Linked DNA regions of Homo sapiens: regions 2 and 3 are each linked to region 1. A link is a contact called in ENCODE Hi-C or POLR2A ChIA-PET data. All regions are on one chromosome and are shown on one strand. The core of a region is the stretch at or near the end of the contact, and the rest is flanking DNA. Distances in the headings are between cores, read along the strand shown.

Region 1 (4,370 bases), core at 970-3,469:
TTGCAACCTCTGCCTCCTGGGTTCAAGCGATTCTTGTGCCTCAGCCTCCCGAGTAGCTGGGATTATAGGTGCATGCCACCATGCCTGTGGCTAATTTTTATATTTTTAGTAGATACAGGGTTTCACCATTGGCCAAGCTGGTCTCGATCTTCTGGCTTCAAGTGATTTGTCCACCTAAAGTGTTGGGATTACAGACATGAGCCACTGCGCTTGGCCAACAATTTTCTTCATTTTGCAGATGAGAGGAGGAAGGTTGTGTTGAAGTCCCTTCCTAGATACTGGGAAGGGATAGGGAGCGTGGATTTCTTTGTAGGGTATCTGAAATATAGGCTGCTTCTTGTACAGAGCATTTCAGGCCCTTGGCTAGAGGGCAGTGGTGTGGATGGCACACTTGGGAAAAGTGTCTCGGCTCCTGCGGCCTAGGAACTAGGGAGAGGAAGGCTGAAGGAGAACACAGAGCAGCCAGCACCAAGACATGGAGGGAGCAGCTCTCAACCACAGTGCATGTGTTAGAAGGAGCAGTGGTGGCCGGGCGCAGTGGCTCAAGCCTGTAATCCCAGCACTTTGGGAGGCCGAGGAGGGTGGATCACCTGAGGTAGGGAGTTCAAGACCAGCCTGGCCAACATGGGGAAACCCCGTCTCCACTAAAAATACAAATATCAGCCGGGCGTGGTCACGGGCGCCTGTAATCCTAGCTACTTGGGAGGCTGAGTGATAAGAATCGCTTGAACCAGGGAGGCGGACGTTGTAGTGAGCCGAGATCGCGCCACTGCACTCCTGCCTGGGTGACTAGAGCAAAACTCCATCTCAAAAAAAAAAAAAGGAAGAAGAAGAAGGAGCAGTGGTGATAGTGATAGTAATGACAGTGAGGGACTGATGACTAGAACTCTCGCTTCCATTTCTCCTGGACTGTATCAGCACCCATGCTCAGAGAGGAAGCCACAGACATGGTGGCAATTCTCACTGACCTCAGTGTGTGGGGCTCTAAGGTGGATTTAGAAAAATAAAAACATGGGCTGGGCATGGTGGCTCACACCTGTAATCCCAGCACTTTGGGAGGCCAAAGTGGGCGGATCACTTGAGGTCAGGAGTTTGTGACCAGCCTGGCCAAGAGGGTGAAACCCCGTCTCTACTAAAAATACAAAAATTAGCTGGGCGTGGTGGTGGGAGCCTGCAATCGCAGCTATTCGGGAGGCTGAGGCAAGAGAATCGCTCGAACCTGGGAGGCAGAGGTTTGTGGTGAGCCGAGATCCTGCCATTGCACTCCAGCCTGGGCAACAAGAGCGAAACTCCATCTCAAAAAAAAAAAAAAAAAAAAAAAGAGCCGGGTGTGGTGGCTCATGCCTGTAATCCCAGCACTTTGGGAGGCCGAGGCGGGTGGATCACCTGAGGTCAGGAGTTCAAGACCAGCCTGGCCAACATGGTGAAACCCCGTCTCTACTAAAAAATACAAAAATTACCTGAGCATGGTGGCTTGTGCCTATAATCCCAGCTACTCGGGAGGCAGAGACAGGAGAATCGCTTGAACCTGGGAGGCGGAGGTTGCAGTGAGCCGAGATGGTGCCACTGCACTCCAGCCTGGGAGACAAGAGTGAAACTCTGTCTCAAATAAATAAATAAATAAATAAAAGCATATGACCTTGCTCAAACCTGAAGTCCTGAGTCACCTACTCATTAAAGTAACTTTCATATAGACTTCAATTTATAAATTATAATGCAAGTATTAGCAAGCTCCTAGTCATATGCCAAAGAAAACTGGCATAGGAGTAACCTTCCCCACCCCACTGCCCTAGCTGAAACACCTGATTGTGGGTGTTACTGGCTTTCTCACTTCCTTCTCTGTGTACACGCAGTCTCTAGTACCGAGAGTACCCTATGTACTGGCAGGGTCCCAGAGAATGGAAGGACACAAAAGAGAGTCTCGGATGGGTGCCTTTGAAAGGCTGCCGAGCCTGGATGATTGCATTTCCTGATGGTGGTCCGGATGTTTCAGTAGGCACTATATCTTTTTCTAGTAATGGCTATCCAGATTTTTGGCTGTTATCAACTCTGCTGCTGCTACTGTCACACACCTGGTCTTCACAAGAGAATGTCACCGCACCCTTTGCATGACCCCATCCACCTATCACACCCGTTTCTCCTTGTAAGCCTCAAAAACCTCCAAGGAGGGAGCAAGTTGCCACCTGCTGCACTGCCCTCCACCAGCTTGACTGGTTTTTCCTGCTAAGGCAACGCAGTCCTTCTGCGTCTGAGGCCCTGGTGACCCATGGAGACCTATGTAGTTAGCAGCCATAGGACAAAAAACTCGAGTTTGGCAGGCAAACAGTAAAATAGGTCTTTTCAAGTGATTCTGAGAACCTGAAAAGTGACTTTGTTGTAAAACCTGTGATTTTCCTTTCTCCTTTCCAATGAGTTGGATTTTTGAACTATACTTAGTATTCAGAACTCAAAGTACTCTCTGTTCTCATTGCTTGCGAATGTATTACAAAGTGAACCCTTTCTCCCAGTAAGGGGCAGAGGGTTTTTGAAGAACCCTGCTGCTGTCCTTCAGATGGTAATCATATTTGACACACTTCAACTGGCCATCGTCACACCAGGTTCTAAATACATTTCTGAGCAAAGAAAAGGAAAAAACTATTCTCTTACTCTTTAAAAAAATATACAAAAGTTATTAATTTAGTTCCAGCCTTCTCTAGATAAAAATGATTGCTATAGAAAGTGAGGCAAGAAACTAACACCTACTATGTGCCAGGGGCTTAGCATGCACACTCTTACTTAATCCTCCAGAAGGCGGGCTTGACAGGCTGCTATTGATGTCTGGCAGGCTCTCATTAATTAACACAGCAGGAGCTCCAGAGGAGCCACACCAGAAGCTACAAGGCCTATTGAGTTGCCCAACGTCACTTATGCCATATTCTATTGCTTCAAGCAGGTGATGAGGCCAAGCCAGATTCACAAAGTGGGGAAACAGATTCTGCCTGTGTATATACTAGGGCTGGGTGGAATTATTGAGGCTAGCTTTGCAAATCAGTTAACACACTGGACCTGAATAAAAAAGAGTAATGAAATCTGGCTTGTGCCTAGCGCCAAAGGTGTAATATTAAATGAAATAACATTCACAAAGTGTCTTGAGCCACTTTACAGAAAAGTGCTGTGCAATTAAGGTGGAGGTGCAAATTTCTACTATAAACAGAAGTAGTTTTTGTTTGTCATCATGATGTGTAAAATCAATTAGGTGGATTTAATCTGATTTGGAAGGTATGTTTGCAATGATCAGATAGAATACAGGCAATATTTATTCGGCATACATGCGATTCACTGCGAAGAATTCTGGAGAAGTCATTCAATAGAGCAGCTGAAATTGAACTGAGGCACACAGCCGGCTGGCTGGGAGGAGGTGCCAAAGGATTAAGATGCTGTGGGCAGGGTGAACAAATTGGCTTCAAATACGAGACCCAAATTGAGAGTCAAAAGAATGGATGCTCCTAATGACAGGTGTTGATTTGCAACTGAGCTGCTTCTCACATAAACAACCCTGAGAAGCATAGACCTAGGTGGGTAACAGCCAAGATTTGTTTATCTAACAAAGGTTAATGATTCTCCAAGCCACACCAGGTAGACATGCTAGTTATTAGTGTTTATTGTTATTTCCTTATCTCTAAAGGCGTTAAGTCTCTGACTGTTAGCTGGGATAAACTGGACTTTATGTCTCCATGAGGTTTGTGTCTTAGAATGGCTTTGGTGTGTCTGTTTCCGGGTGATAGATTCAGAAAATGGCCAAGGGAACACTGCAACTGATAGGAGAGGGATGGAAAAATCCCTGAACTTAAAATACTGCACCCAGAAGAGGAATGGCAGTGATATCAGATTGGGATGTAGAAGACTTTGCTTTATTTTTTTATTTTATTTTATTTTAGAGACAGAGTTTCGCTCTTGTTGCCCAGGCTGCAGTGCATTGGCACAATCTTGGCTCACTGCAACCTCCACCTCCCGAGTTCAAGCGATTCTCCTGCCTCAGCCTCCCGAGTAGCTGGGATTACAGGCGTGTGCCACCACGCCTGGCTAAGCTTTGCTTTACTCTCCCTCTGCTACTCACCAGCTATGCAACCTTAGATGTTTCCCCCTTCACCCCCGCAGCAGGTAGTACGTCCGTGGTTCTCTTGAATCTAATGACTGAATTCCATCTCTCCTACCATTATCCAGGTCTTTATCAACTGTCTTTATTTTTTATTTTAGAGACAAGGTCTTGTTCTGTCACCCAAACTTAAGTGCAGTGTTACTATCTAGCTTGCTACAACCTCAAACTCCTGGGCTCAAGCAATCCTCCTACCTTGCTTTGGCATCCTGAGTAGCTGGGATTACTGGTACAC
Region 2 (4,370 bases), core at 494-2,993, 410 kb before region 1:
AGAGTATATGGAAATTTTATGTTTTGTTTTTCTAATCCCCAGTAGAACATCCAGACACCCTGTCTTTCATGGGTGCCCTCCTGCCCCCAACCCTCCTAGGCTTTCTTATCTCATGAAAAGGGGCTGCCGGTGCAAGAGTCTGCTGGAACAACCTCTCCAAACAGTTTATGTCAACTCCTGGGTCTGTTTCCTTAGATTTTTTTCTCCATCTGCTTCTCTTCCTAAGCCCTTCCTGGCCTGGACCTTTCTGGAACAGAAGATCTCCATGGGTTCCTTGCTCTCCCCCAGCCTGAGATTTTTAAAAGATTATGAGGCGTTCCAGTGACCCTGAGCGTCCTCATCACACTCTTACAGTATTAACAGGCCAATCCATCAGCCATTGATGAAAAGTGTACGGGGCTCCACAGATCTCTCCACCACAGCCTTATGAGGCAGCCTTGACCCCATTCCACAGACAGGGATGCTGTGGCTCAGGCAAGTCCAGTAGCTGGCCGAGGGACACACCTGCTGAATTCAAGTCAGGTCTGCCTGAGGCCTACCTCATGTTTATCAACCTTATACCCCTAACTGTCCAGGGCTCTAGCATATTGGAGAGCCACATCCCATCCCCTGACCACAGACACCTGTCCACCTGTCTCCCCTAAGAGAAGGAATAGAACACTTTCCTCCCATTATTCTCCCACCATGTTGGGCTCCAGGAAGACCTGTATTCCTGCCTTCCTAATGTACCATATTTCTTCCCACGAAGGCACAGGCTCCCCTTCCACCTGAAATGTGCCTTCCCTCCTGCGTGCCTCACTAACTCCTAATGCAGCCTTCAGATATGGGCTCCAGGTCACCTCCCACACAAGCAAGGAGGTTCCCCCTCACATTATATATGTTCAGAGCACTGTGTCATTTGTCTTCCTAGCACTTGCCATGGACTGTACATATATTCTTTTGCAATTATTTCAATATGTGTTTCTCCCACTAGACTATCAGCTCCCCAAGGACAGGAACTATGTCATTTTTGCCACTCATCCTAACCCTAGGACCAGACACAGTAGCCCACACTCAGTGTGCCTGTTGAATGAGCAACTGCTCAGAACCTAAGCCAACTGGCCATGCCCACTCTCAGGCCATTCCTCAACCCCAGTGGCCCTCCATGTTCATACCACTCCCTCCTTTCTGATGGGTCTGTGTTGATCTCTCTGGGCTCATGGTGGTGGGGGTGGCATCCTTGACTAGTTCTTGTTTTATTCTGAAAGTGACATACTGGCATTAAAAAAAGAAAAATCACATCACAGAGGTCACAGGCAGGGTGCGGTGGCTCACGCCTGCAATCCTAGTGCTTTGGGAGGCCGAGGTGGGTGGATCATCTGAGGTCAGGAGTTTGAGAACAGCCTGGTCAATGTAGCAAAACTCTGTCTCTGCTAAAAGTACAAAAAAAAAAAAATTAACCAGGTGTGGTGGCACACACCTGTATTCCCAGCTACTCAGGAGGCTGAGGCAGGAGAATCGCTTGAACCCTGGAGGTGGAGGTTGCAGTGAGTGGAGATCTTGTCACTGCACTCCAGCCTGGGCAACAGAGTGAGAGAGAGAAGGCCATAAAATCAGATTTTTTTTTCCATTTATACAGAACCTCAGTCTCACCCCCATAATTTACTGTTACTTGTTATCTACCCCAAATTGTTATGCATGTATAAACATACATATTTTCAGCCTTCAAAAAATAGAGACGAAACAATCCAGTTCTGCTTTCTGCAGAAACCACATGCATTTGTTAAAAATGACCGGGCTCTGCCGTGTACCCTCCACACTCACTGTGAAGATCAGAAGGAAGGAGAGAGTTTACACATAAACAGTTCCTCCTAGCAGCCCTTTTGGGACTTGACAGCACTTCCTACATCCCCTTTCCATCATCTCTCCTCCAGCCTAAACAGCATGAGCTTGTTATTTTAAGCATCCTCATAAGGCCCCTGTTCAAGCCCATATATCTGGCTGTGTGGCCTCCAGAATAAATTCCGTGCAGCTGGAGGGCAAGCAGGCATGTGCAGCTCCACTGAGGAAGACAGAGTCAACATGCCACGTGATCGTGGTTTCTGGTTAGACCAGACACTCATAAGAAGAACTGATCCTGGACACTAGCGATGCTGGCCACAAACTAGCAGAGGCGGCACAAACACTCCAACTGGAAGGCTTCTTCATATCTGATTTTTCATGGGGTATTGGACAGTTATATGTAGGAAACACCTGTGACTAAGAAATTTTCAATTGTGTTCTCTTTGACCTTGAGTTTTGAAACCAATGCAAATTCTTCCCCTCCCACTAGCACCATTGTGACCCCTCACCTCTTCTTCTCCACAGTCACACTCTTCCCCATCTTCCAGATACCCGTTCCCACACCTCCGGCCTCCATACAACATCCTGGTGTCTGGCATGTTGGAGAGACACATTCCACCACCTGACTGCAGATACCTGTCCAGCTCCCTCCTGTTGCATCCATTGAACACTTTGGGAAAGGGGTGCCTGGCAGAGGACAAGGCTGGAATTAGTGGGGAGTTTGAGCATCTAGCAGTCAGGCAGGTGTCACTCGTGCTGTCACTCCTGCTACCCGTGGGGCTGACTCCACCTGGGTTCAGACCCCCATTGTCTCACACACATACATTCTGGCCCCTTAGAACATTTACCAATACATTAATTTAGAATTTTTTCATCCCTTGAGTTCGTGTCCTTAGTAGGGACATGGATGAAGCTGGAAACCATCATTCTCAGCAAACTATTGCAAGGACAGAAAACCAAACACCGGATGTTCTCACTCATAGGTGGGAACTGAACAATGAGAACACTTGGACACAGGAAGGGGAACATAACACACCGGGGCCTGTTGTAGGGTAGCAAGAGGCGGGGAGGGATAGCATTAGGAGATATACCTAATGTAAATGACGAGTTAATGGGTGCAGCACACCAACATGGCACATGTATACATATGTAACAAACCTGCACGTTGTGCACATGTATCCTAGAACTTAAAGTATAAAAAAAAAAAAAAGAATTCTTTCATCCTTAGTGATGAGATATTAACCACCCCATAACATTCTATTTTTCTTAGTCGGCATGCAGAAAGCATTTGAGAATCAGGAGTAGCAATTTCTGCCCATTGCATGAGGGGGCTGCGATAAGTAAAGGGTTGTGAGTGTGTTACAAGAGGTCTCCTGAGACTTAGCACTGAAGAAAACACCAGCCAACCTAAACTTTTCCTGAAGCTGATATCAGGTGAATATTCTCTTGTGACAGAGGACCAGGCCAAAAAAAGGCCAAGATCATAAGTTTTATTTCATTTTGGGCCAGTGATCTCATTGCTGTTCTAAGGATGCAGAGGGCATTCCAAACTCAACCAGCCAACTCATAAACGCATGCTCTTTATCACAGGAGTATGGAAGGTCCTGGGTCCCACCATTGGTGAAAAGGACAAATAGTACAGCCATCTGGGTCTACAAAAGGAGAGTTATCCTGCTCCCAATTCTCTAAACCAATTAAAGGTTAAACCCTCCAAGAAACTGGAGCTTTTCCTTCAGTGGGAAGGTATGCTCCAAGGAATTTGTTACTAATAATTGTTAAACTATCCATATTTGTGAATAATTTAAAAATGAAAGAGAGTAGTAATCAATATAACTCTCAATCATTTGTCTTCAGATACGCTTTTTAGATTGAGAGAGAAAGGGGTGAGCTTAACCATGAGCTTATAGGGATCCAGGCATGACTGTGAAGCTGTATCCTGCCTCATTCTTTTTTTGTTGTTGTGGTTTTGAGACGGAGTCTTGCTCCGTTGCCCAGGCTGAAGGCTGGAGTGCAGTGGCACAATCTTGGCTCACTGCAACCTTTGCCTCTCGAGTTCAAGTGATTTTCCCGCCTCAGCCTCCCTAGTAGCTGGGACCACAGGCGTGCACCACCACGCCCAGCTAATTTTTGTATTTTTAGCAGAGACGGGGTTTCACCATGTTGGCCAGGCTGGTCTCGAACTCCTGACCTCAGGTGAACTGCCCACCTCAGCCTCACAAAGTGCTGGAATTACAGTCGTGAGCCACCGCACCCAGCCAACATCATCCTTTCCATGTCACAGCTGAGAAATAATTTTAAAAAATTGACACCAGAGCTCTAAGAAAGCTGCACTGTTTCTTGGAGACATTGAAACACCATTCTCTAAGAATCATAAACAGGCCCTAATGGTGTGGGGTGAAGGAACACAAGGTCCCAACGTGATGCCTTCCAAAGAGCCTGGAAGAACCCAATGCTTTGTGCTGCCTGAGTTCAGATGCTAGAAGACAAGTCCTTTGAAGAAACTCCCTAATTCTCTTCAGAGACTCTGGTTTTAAAAATCCCTCATGTCC
Region 3 (4,370 bases), core at 1,344-3,843, 310 kb before region 1:
AAAAGACACATACACTCACATGTTCATTGCGGTGCTATTCACAATAGCAAAGACATGGAATCAACTAACCTAGGTGCCCACCAGTGGTAAATTGGATAAAGATAATGTGGTCCATATACACCATGAAATACTATGCAGCTATAAAAAAGAATGAAATAATGTTCTTTGCAGCAACATGGATGCAGCTGGAGGCCATTATCCTAAGCAAATTAACACAGGAACAGAAAACCAAATACTGCATGTTCTCATAAATAAGTGGGAGCTAAACATTGAGTGCATATGGACATAAATATGGAAACAATAGACAACGGGGACTACTAGAGGGGGAAGCGGTGGGGCAAGGGTTGAAAAAAAAGCTATTGGATACCATGCTTACTACCCGGGTAATGGGATCATTCACATCCCAAACCTCAGCATCATGCAATATACCCATGTAACAAACCTGCACATGTACCCCTGAATCTAAAATGAAAGTTGAAATTATTGTTTAAAATGGCAATCAATAAAGCACTTAATTTCAGCTGGCTCCACTTAGCCAGAGAACAGCTCGAAGACCTGTAGGTCTCGACTGCCTAGTTTTAGGTTAATGGCTGCACACACTCAGAAAGTCGAGTTCCTGCAGCTGGTTGAGTGGTAAGTTGAAGTGAGAATTAGGCAAATAAGTCAGCCCTTGCTCACATCTGCTCTTGTGGTCTGAGTGGGTGGATCTTCCTCTCCTCCCCAACCACTGCTCAGGAATAGTCAAGAACACAACGCCTGGGTGTAGAACTGCATCATTAAACCCACTGTGCTTGGCTCAGTGATGGGTATATGGCCCTAAGCTGGACCAATGGGCATCTTCCCCAAGACTCTTGACAGCTCTATCAAAAATTTGCTTTCTTCTCGTCTGAGATGGTAAGCAATATAAGTTTGGAGCTATGAGTTGTCTTCTTGCTGCCATGTCAGGAAAGAACCTGTCTAAAAAATGAAGTCAAACAGTGGTAAGAGGTATGGAGAAAGAGAGAGACAAGGTCCTAGTATTATTATTTGAACCTGTGGATTTAGCCATGCCTGAAGTCAGCCGCCTCAACTTTTCAACTACATGAGCCAATAATTTTCTTTTTTGCTCAAGCTAGTCTGAGTTAGAGGTCTGTCACTTGTGACTGAAAATATCTCAATCATGCAAAGGCCTCCTCCATTCTAGGCACTGTGCTAGCTGCTGGGATTATAAGAGTGGACAAAGACACATGTCATTCCTATCTTCACGGTACTTAGCATCTAGTGGGAAAGATGACAGTAAGCAAGTGAGCAAATACACATATACATAAAATATAATAATTACACATTGATATTTGTAAACAATTGATGCTAAAAGAGAGAATGAGAAAGGAGGACTACTTTAGACAGCATGGTGGGGTAAGGCTCTCTTGAGTTGTTTTTTGAGCTGAGAGTTTGTGGTTGGTATGAAGAACAGAGGGAAGAAAGTTTCAGGTGGCAGAGACAGCCACCATTCTCAGGCTTGAAAGGCCTCTATTCATTCCAGGACCTGAAAGAAGGCCTTCATTCATTCACCCATTCAACAAACATCTGTTAGACGGTGTCAAGTGCTAAGTACAAGGAGATAAAAGCAGCCCCTGGAGAGTTGATAAGAGACATTGAAAGCTATACAAATGTTTGAACCATGTTATTCAGCAATTCCACTTCTAGAAATTCAGTCAAAAGAAAATAACAGGAATTTCTGCAAAAACATAGCTATCAGGATGTTCATTGAAGCGTTATTTATTTTTTTAACTCTAATTGAAGTGCCACAAACATACTAAAAGAGTGCACATAGACCGGGTACGGTGGCTCACGCCTGTAATCCCAGCATTTTGGGAGGCCGAGGCAGGCGGATCACCTGAGGTCAGGAGTTAGAGACCAGCCTGGCCAACATGCCGAAACCCCATCTGTACTAAAAATACAAAAATTAGCCGGATGTGGTGGTGCATACCTGTAATCCCAGCTACTCAGGAGGCTGAGACAGGAAAATTACTTGAACCCAGGAGGCGGAGGTTGCAGTGAGCCGAGATCGTGTCACTGCCCTCCGGCCTGGGTGACAGAGCAAGACTCCGTCTCAAAAAAAAAAAAAAGGATGTACATATCACAGTAAACAGTTCAACTATTTTCACGGCCTGAACACACCCACATTATCGAAAAAGAAAAGAGAACATGCCCTGCACTCCAGAAGTCCCCTTTTGCCACCTTCTAGTCACAAATCCCCCTTTAAGCAAGGGTAACTACTAGCCTGACTTCTAATAATATAGATTAATTTTGCCTCTTTTTACTTTATATAAATAGAATCATCCAGTATGTAACTTGGGGGAAAGGGATATGGGAAGGTCTTGGCTTCTTTTGCTTAAGTTTTGTGTTTGTGAGATTTCACTATATCGTTTATGTAGTTATAGATTGTCTGTTCTGCATAGTATTCCATTATCAGAATGAACCACAGTTTAGTCATCCGTTCTACCATTTATAGATATTTGGGTTGTCTCTAGACTGAGACTATTACAAACAGTGCTGTTGTGAGCATTCTTTTGGTTAATATATATTTGCATTTCTTTTAGGTATATACCTAGGACTGACATTGCTGAGTCATAGTATATGATCAGCTTTAAAAGATATTGTTAAACAGTCCAAGAAAATGGTTGTATCCATTCATACCTCAATCAACTTTGTAAGAGAGTTCTGGTTTCTTCACATGGTTGATAACACTTGACATTTTCCATTTTTAAAAAAAATTTAGCCATCTGGTGGGTTTGTGTTGGTACTGACTTTTGGTTTCAACTTTCATTTTCCTGATAGTGAATAAGATGATTAGTGAAAATCTTGTCATCTCTTTGTTGGCCATTAGATATCCCCTTTCCCAAGGAGCCTGTTCAAGTCTGTTTTCCATTTTTCAAGTGGGCAAGCTGTTTTTTTCTGTTGGTTTGCAGGAGTTCTTTAAATATCCTGGCTACAAGCCTTTGGTCAGTCATATATATGAAAATATATTCTTCCACTTTACAGGGTACGTCCTTACTCTCCTTTGATACAAAGCAATTCTTAACATTAATATCTTAGAATTCATCATTTTTATGAGCACTACTTTTTGTATCCTATTTAAGAAATTGTTGGCCAGGTGCTGTGGCTCATGCCTGTAATACCAGCACTTTAGAGGCCAAAGCAGACAGACCTCTTGAGCCCGGGAGCTTGAGACCAGCCTGGGCAACATGGCAAAACTCCGTCTCTACAAAAAAATACAAAAATTAGTTGGTCATGGTGGCCCAGGAGGATCACTTGAGCCCGAGAGGCAGAGGTTGTAGTGAGCCAAGATCACGCCACTGCACTCCAGCCTAGATGACAGAGCGAGACCTTGTCTCAAAAGAAAAGAAAAGAAAAGAAAAGAAATTGTTTCCCACCCCAGGAGCAGAAAAATATTCTCCTATGTTTTTCTCAAAAAACTTTACTACATTCATTTTACATTTAGATCTATAACCTATCTGAAATTTATCTTTATGACGTGAGGTAGAGATCAAGATAATTTTTTCCATATGGCCGTGTTTCCCAAATGGTGCACCAAGTCACCCTTGGGCACTGCAGTAAACTCACAGAGGGGCCATGGGACATTTTACCTTTTTGAGGGAAGCACAGTGACAACTGTTGGATACCATATAAACTGTTAGCTGGAAATCGTTCACAGTTTCAATGTTAAATCATACTCCATTCCCTTCAATGACATGATATTTTTGCAAAGCAGGGTTTTTTGAGGTTGCTATGATAAAAAGTAAATGCCATGTGAAATCAGGAAATGAAAATGATGATGTTGTCTGATTCCAAGACCTGAGAAACTGTGTAGTCCTCAACAGGAGCACAGTCTACAGTCTATTGGTCAATATTGTGGTTACTTAAAAACAAAATATTTTTTCTTTCAATTTACAAGTATTTTTTTCCAAACGATTACTACGTTGTTAAGATATAATTATTCATTAAGTTGTTTGGATCTAACTACTTAATAAATAGAACTGTTAAGTATTTCTTTTTCTTTCGTTCATTCTTTTTTTTTTTTTGACAGTCTTGTTCTGTCGCCCAGGCTGAAATGCAGTGGCATGATCTCAGCTCACTGCAACCTCTGCCTCCTGGGTTCAAGTGATCCTCCTGCCTCAGCCACCCAATTAGCTGGGATTACAGGCATGTGCCACCATGTCCAGCTAATTTTTGTACTTTTAGTAGAGATGGGGTTTCACCATGTTGGCCAGGCTGGTCTCGAACTCCTGACCTCAGGTGGTCCACCTGCCTTGGCCTCCCAAAGTGCTGGGATTAAGAACTGTTAGGTATTTCTTTTGACTGAGGGTTGCCATGAAAAAAATTACTGA

The links. A loop is a pair of places that touch in the nucleus more often than their neighbours do. ChIA-PET counts read pairs that join two places held with the same protein, here RNA polymerase II (POLR2A). Pooled maps may share reads with other maps.
Region 2: a pooled map shows a loop between it and region 1 (14-fold over the local background). The contact joins two enhancer-like sites. A Hi-C loop is called at or near these places in 2 of 37 single-sample maps with no recorded cell type and 4 of 50 pooled maps.
Region 3: a map with no recorded cell type shows a loop between it and region 1 (9-fold over the local background). The contact joins two enhancer-like sites. A Hi-C loop is called at or near these places in 3 of 37 single-sample maps with no recorded cell type and 4 of 50 pooled maps. POLR2A ChIA-PET finds 5 or more read pairs at or near these places in 1 of 52 experiments (AG04449).

Annotation. Positions count from the first base shown.
Region 1 is chr5:157,910,957-157,915,326 of GRCh38, forward strand. No RefSeq gene overlaps it. Among named protein-coding and RNA genes, the nearest start is that of CLINT1, 54 kb to the left of the region's middle. Within about 2 kb of position 2,220, at least 10 of the 41 ENCODE cell types and tissues checked have a DNase peak (open chromatin) inside an H3K27ac peak, as active enhancers do.
Region 2 is chr5:157,500,473-157,504,842 of GRCh38, forward strand. ADAM19 (ADAM metallopeptidase domain 19) reads right to left here. Exons shown (of 23, transcript NM_033274.5): 12 at 2,331-2,508. Among named protein-coding and RNA genes, the nearest start is that of NIPAL4, 42 kb to the left of the region's middle. RefSeq lists enhancers at 1,891-2,000, 2,181-2,240, 2,691-2,750. Within about 2 kb of position 1,744, at least 5 of the 41 ENCODE cell types and tissues checked have a DNase peak (open chromatin) inside an H3K27ac peak, as active enhancers do.
Region 3 is chr5:157,595,963-157,600,332 of GRCh38, forward strand. No RefSeq gene overlaps it. Among named protein-coding and RNA genes, the nearest start is that of ADAM19, 22 kb to the left of the region's middle. Within about 2 kb of position 2,594, at least 4 of the 41 ENCODE cell types and tissues checked have a DNase peak (open chromatin) inside an H3K27ac peak, as active enhancers do.